Regions from separate parts of the Homo sapiens genome. Here region 2 is linked to region 1. Evidence: chromatin loops called from intact Hi-C (ENCODE). Cell type or tissue: Calu3. All regions are shown on one strand. Links, peaks and the distances in the headings refer to the core of each region. The heading gives the core; the rest is flanking DNA. Region 1 has its middle 47 kb from the start of APOBEC4. Region 2 overlaps COLGALT2 (collagen beta(1-O)galactosyltransferase 2).

What was found. Hi-C counts contacts between places; a loop is a spot of excess contacts. Peaks named below come from ENCODE experiments on the same cell type or tissue, not always from the same donor. Only the 100,000 strongest peaks of a DNase experiment are listed, where the experiment ranks them.
Region 2: a loop joins it to region 1, with 4 times the contacts of the local background. A loop is called at or near these places in 1 of 110 quality-filtered maps.

The regions. Positions count from the first base shown.
Region 1 is chr1:183,698,551-183,701,475 of GRCh38, reverse strand. It overlaps a transcript of RGL1 not described here. Among named protein-coding and RNA genes, the nearest start is that of APOBEC4, 47 kb to the right of the region's middle. In Calu3, for the core only: no CTCF peak of the experiment used is centred there; a DNase peak (open chromatin) is centred at 1,555.
Region 2 is chr1:183,991,836-183,994,760 of GRCh38, reverse strand. All of the region lies in intron 1 of COLGALT2 (collagen beta(1-O)galactosyltransferase 2), which reads left to right. Among named protein-coding and RNA genes, the nearest start is that of COLGALT2, 44 kb to the left of the region's middle. In Calu3, for the core only: no CTCF peak of the experiment used is centred there; a DNase peak (open chromatin) is centred at 1,430.

The DNA of each region.
Region 1 (2,925 bases), core at 260-2,759:
GATAGACCATACACCTCTGTCCTACTCTACCTCTCCATTCCCATCAGTCATACAATCCGGGGTAGGGAAATGGAACACACCTCCTATTCTCTGTCATCAGTACCTTGAAAATGAGGGTTTAGACTAATAACCAGGCAATCTCCAAGGTCAGTTCCAGACCAGCTCTGAAATTAAATTACCTTAAGGCTTCAGAGAACTAAAAACCATTCTTTCATCAAATGGTTGGAAGTCCCTGGGACAGTGGATTGTTATTCCCCAAAACCAAAACCTAGGATCTATCCTATCAACAAATCTGTGTGTGATCTCAAGGGCAACAATTGATCAATCTAAATCTCAATTTCCCCATCTGTTGCAAAAGATTCTTTAATCTTGCAGCCATAAAAAAGAATGAATTCATGTCCTTTGCAGGGACATGGATGAAGCTGGAAGCCATCATTCTCAGCAAACTAACATAGGAACAGAAAACGAAACACCACATGTTCTCACTCATAAGTGGGAGTTGATCAATGAAAACACATGGACACAGGGAGCGGAACATCACACACCGGGGCCTGTCAGGGGCTCAGGGGGAAGGAAAGGGAGAGCATTAGGACAAATATCTAATGTATGTGGGGCTTAAAACCTAGATGACAGGCCAGGCACGGTGGCTCAAGCCTGTAATCCCAGCACTTTGGAAGGCCGAGGTGGGCGGATCACAAGGTCAGGAGTTCAAGACCAGTCTGACCAACATGGTGAAACCCCGTCTCTTCTAAAAATACAAAAATTAGCCAAGTGTGGTGGTGTGCACCTGTAATCCCAGCAACTCAGGAGGCTGAGGCAGGAGAATCACTTGAACCCGGGAGGCAGAGGTTGCAGTGAGCCGAGATCACACCACTGCACTCCAGCATGGGTGACAGAGTGAGACTCTGCCAAAAAAAAAAAACAAACCTAGATGACAGGTTGATAGATGCAGCAAACCACCATGGAACACGTATACCTATGTAACAAAACTGCACATTCTGCACATGTATCCCAGAACTTAAAGTCAAATTAAAAAAAAAAAAAAGATTATTGAAACCTGCTTTCTGTCCATTTTTCTGAGACACAGGAAGACGTCATGTGAGATCCCATATTTATGATACTATACAGATGCTCCTGGAATAATACTACAAAGTTGAAATCCAACCATTATGTTTCCCTCAGAGACTGGATCCAGTGCTACCAACTCAACAAAGCTACTATCATCAGCCTACAATTCCTTTCTTCCCATAAAACCACTCATCATAATTGAAGTGGCTAGTGGTGCAGTATGGCTTTTTATGGGACTTAAATGGGTGGGCAATTCCCTATTACTTTGTCAGGTCTGAGCAGGTTGAGGGTAGGAGTGGGAAGAGGGATTAGAACTTAAAATCAGTCTGGTCACAGCCACTAGTATACTCCCATGCAATACGGGAAGGCTTGGTCTGGCAGGCAAAACACCACATCTGATATACAATGGTCCAGTCAGCAACAGCAAAAACAAACAAAATGAGGTGTCATTGCACAACATAACATCAGAAAATTGTGAGGTAGACACTCCTAGGAAGGTCAGGAATGCAGATCATAAGCTTCGAGGAAGTCTGTCAACAGATTGTAGAACCCAGACTTCAAGCTGGAATTTGGGCTTGAAGAATGAGGAAGGGGCTGATGAAAAGGTGGGTAAACAAGAACCAAGACAGTCAGAGGCTGGTTATTTAAAAGAGAGTACAAGGGACAGAGTATTAGAACAAAGCAAACATTGAAACATTCCAATCAGGGCTAAAAGGCAGGGGCAGGCCAGCAGCAGCGAGGGAAATAAATCAGAGGCAGCCTGCACATACGATTGATTTAGTGATCTAGTGGCTCTAGCTGGGGATAGAAGGGATCCTGGATAAAGAAAACCAGACTAGGCCTAACCTGCATATTTATTAGATTGATCAGAATCTTCAGACAATAGGATAATATGAAAATCAAGGAATCTTTCACATTAAATTTCATCACTTGCTCCACTCTAAATAGACTGATTATACAGAAAGATGGGCTCTCTAGAACATTCCTTAGAGGACTCTGTAAGGTGGGCATAGAGATAAAGATGGAGTTAAAGTCCAAGTCTACGACCTGGAGCAATTTTGGAACAAGCCTTGATGTAGGACTGTAGATGGGACTACAATATAGTTTCAAGGATGCTTACTCAGTCTGGACCAGTAGTATTTAAATGGTAAAAATGAATTTAAAAACATTGTTCAGGGTAAGTTACATCAACACATGTGAAGGAAACACACTGGGTGAACCCTATTACCTCCTGAGCTACTGACCCCACAGTGAATGTGTTAAATGACCAGGCTTCCCTGCCTCTGAAATATTGGTACCATTGTCAGATATCACAGCTCACAGCACCCAAGACTGGGCATCCAACATATGTGATGAATAAGACAGCTAAAATCTTTATAATTCAACTAAATGAGAGTATGGATGTTATAGTTCTTCCTATTCTCCATTTTTGTACACTTTGTTCCTGTGGCCAAACCTAAGGGAGTTTATAGCCTTGAAAAACACTCAATACATACATCAAAACAGAGGGAGATATTTAAATGACTTTGAACATACCATGAAGTAACTCATTCACAACGTGACCAAGTCTACAAATGATGAGTAAGCCATAGGAAAGCAACTGAAAATGACTTATAAGAAAAGCAATTGAAAAAAAGTATTCAAGTAGTTCCTATAAGCTTCAGAAACAAGTATTAGGAGGTAACAAAATGGCAGCATCTCTTAAAACTATATTGGATAATGTCATGTTAAGTGTTAACTATATTAGAGTGCTGTCTTTAAGTTGTAGCATTTCAAAATAATGTGTAATAATTTTGGCAATGAGATCAGAAATTTACTTTTTGTATCAAAGTATTTTTATGTGTTCCAAGGCAAGGC
Region 2 (2,925 bases), core at 270-2,769, 290 kb before region 1:
AGGTTAAGGCCAGGCGCAGTGGCTCACACCTGTAATCCAGCACTTTGGGAGGCCAAGGCGGGCGGATTACCTGAGGTCAGGAGTTTGAGACCAGCCTGGCCAACGTGGTGAAACCCCGTCTCTACTAAAAATACAAAAATTGGCCGGGCATGGTGGCACGCCCCAGTAATCCGAGCTATTCGGGAGGCTGAGGCAGGAGAATCGCTTGAACCTGGAAGGCGGAGGTTGCAGTGAGCTGAGATCACACCACTGCACTCCAGCCTGGGTGACAGAGCAAGACTCTGTCTCAAATAATAATAATAATTTGCAGGGTTAATTAGGCTTGAATCGTGGATCCATTACTTACTAGCTTTGTAACTATTTTCTCATCCATAAGATACGGAGAATACCTACTTCCTAGGATGTTGTAAGAATTAAAGGAGAGGCCAGGTGCGGTGGCTCATGCCTGTAATCCCAGCACTTTGGGAGGCCGAGGTGGGTGGATCACGAGGTCAGGAGATCAAGACCATTCTGGCTCACACGGTGAAACCCTGTCTCTACCAAAAATACAAAAAATTAGTAGAGTGTGGTGGCGGGTGCCTGTAGTCCCAGCTACTTGGGAGGCTGAGGCAGGAGAATGGTGTGAACCCGGGAGCTGGAGTTTGCAGTGAGCCGAGATCACACCACTGCACTCCAGCCTGGGTGACAGAGCAAGACTCTGTCTCAAAAAAAAAAAAAAAAAAAAAAAAAAAAAAGAATTACAAGAGAAAATGAGTGTGACTTATTTTACTGAATCCTTGTCTTGAGTGCTACCTTGTACCAAAAGGCTTCTCTTCTGTCTTCATACACATAACAGTCCTGATGAAAGTTTTGGTTCCTTTTGGATCCTCTGCTGAAGAAACTTGGGTCAGTGAGTTCAAATCTAGCTCTGGTAATGCCTAATTCCCTCTCTAAACATCAGGATGTGGGAATGAAAATAAGAATTTTAACAGCGACATGTTCTGAAATAATTTACAGAGGCAATTGAAAAATTAGGAAATTCTGGGGACATGAACTTTGAATGTTGGACATTGTTGGCTTCCTTCACATGGCACCTCCAAAAGAACATGGTGGCAGCTAGAGACTAAAGTATGCCTTAGACATGGCCTGACCTGGGGCTGGGGAAGGAAGGGTGTTCAGAGCTGCCCTTTGGTCTACTTGTTCCTCAGGGAGTCATTGGGTCCTTTTTTGGGTCTGAAAGGGAGGTTGCAGCCTTCTCCCTGCATTGGCTGGAGCTGGACTCTGTTTATAATGGTGCATACCAAATCCTCTTGCTGGATTTCTAATTTGGCTTAAAAGACACACCCCAATGAAAGCCAGAAAGAATTACTCACCTGTTGCCATATTTACCATCTACCACAATTATATTTGCTTGAACCTCTGTCCTGGCCAGATATTTCCTGGGTGCTGCCTTCAAAGCAACTGATTGCATTCCCCACTTCCTCTTAGATAAGTTACTGGGCTCCCCTGGAGCCTTCAGCAGCTTAATACCAAACAGCATCTGATTCCTTCCTGTTTCCAGAGCCCACATGAAAGTCAAACTTTCCAGATATGGATTATGAAAGAGAGAGGAAGTACCCCAAAAGTCATTTTGTCTTCTTTATCTGATTGTGTATTTCATTTTTACTGGTGAAAAATACATGTTTTAAATATTTAGAGTTTTCTTGTAAAAAGTGAGGATGGCATTTTTGCATCTAGTTATTCATTTAGCAACCCTTTACCCAGTGCTGATGCCAGGCACTGTCCTGGGCTTGAGGATACAGTGATGAGCAAAGACAGACATATCCCTGCCCTCATGGAGCTTATAAACCATTAGAGGAGAAATACATTATTGAGTACCATAGAAATAAATGTAGAATTACAACTCTGATAAGTACTAGAAAGAAGAGATACATGATCCCAAAAACCATATAACTGGGGGATTTTACCCATTTGGGGAGGTTGGGGAAGGCTTGAGCACCTTGGAAGTCTAGAGCCCAGTATCCGTGTCCTACCTTCCAAAGTCACCAGATGAAATCTGGAGCAAGCTTTTAAAAAGCTAGTGCATCAGGCATCCTTTCAACTGATAACTCTATTCACAGCAAGAGCAAAGATTCTTAAACCTATCTGTCAGAGACCAGATAAACAACTTGACTGAAAGTTTTGAGCAATATTAAAGAGGACAGTCAATCAATCATCATTAGGTGCCATTCATTCTTTAAGACATCATTGAAAATTATGAGTGCTTCATTGACTATATTTCTGAGGCATGAAGATGGCTCATGACCCATGGGGACTCTAAGCTGACTTAAATGATCTGTGGTCGCAGCAGTTTTACTGATAACGTGAAGCCTACTGATATACCTAGCACTTTGAAGACAAAGTTAGAATTTACCCTCTACTATCTTTAAAAGTATTTCCTTCTGTTTTAAACTTCACTCCAAAGGACAGCTTCAAAATAAGCCTCTTAGAGTAGTGGTAGATGGGACATCATGAGTCCAGCTGTCTGACTTATGTCTGGCTCTAATTCTTACTACCTCTGAGACTTTGGACATGATGTGTCACCTCTCTGGACCTGATTTTCCTCCTCTGTATAATGGAGATAGTAAGAATACTACATCATAGGGTTGCTGTGAGGATTAAATGAGATGTTGCTAGAGTTCTAGGTCAATGCCTGGCCAGGAGTGAGCACTTAGCTGAGGTTTGCTCTCACTGCTCCCCTCTCTGCAGAAGAGCAGTGAGTAGTAAAGGCAACAGCAACACATCTATATGCTGTGTATTTATGCATGCTCCTCTCCCAGGAGCAAGTGACAAAGCCACACAGACCCTGGGAATGTTAGGAGCACACGGTGTTCCTTCCCTCTGACAGTAGTTTTCCAGAATAGAAATGGAAAAAAAAAAATACCATCAGAATAGCCTCCTGTTTGC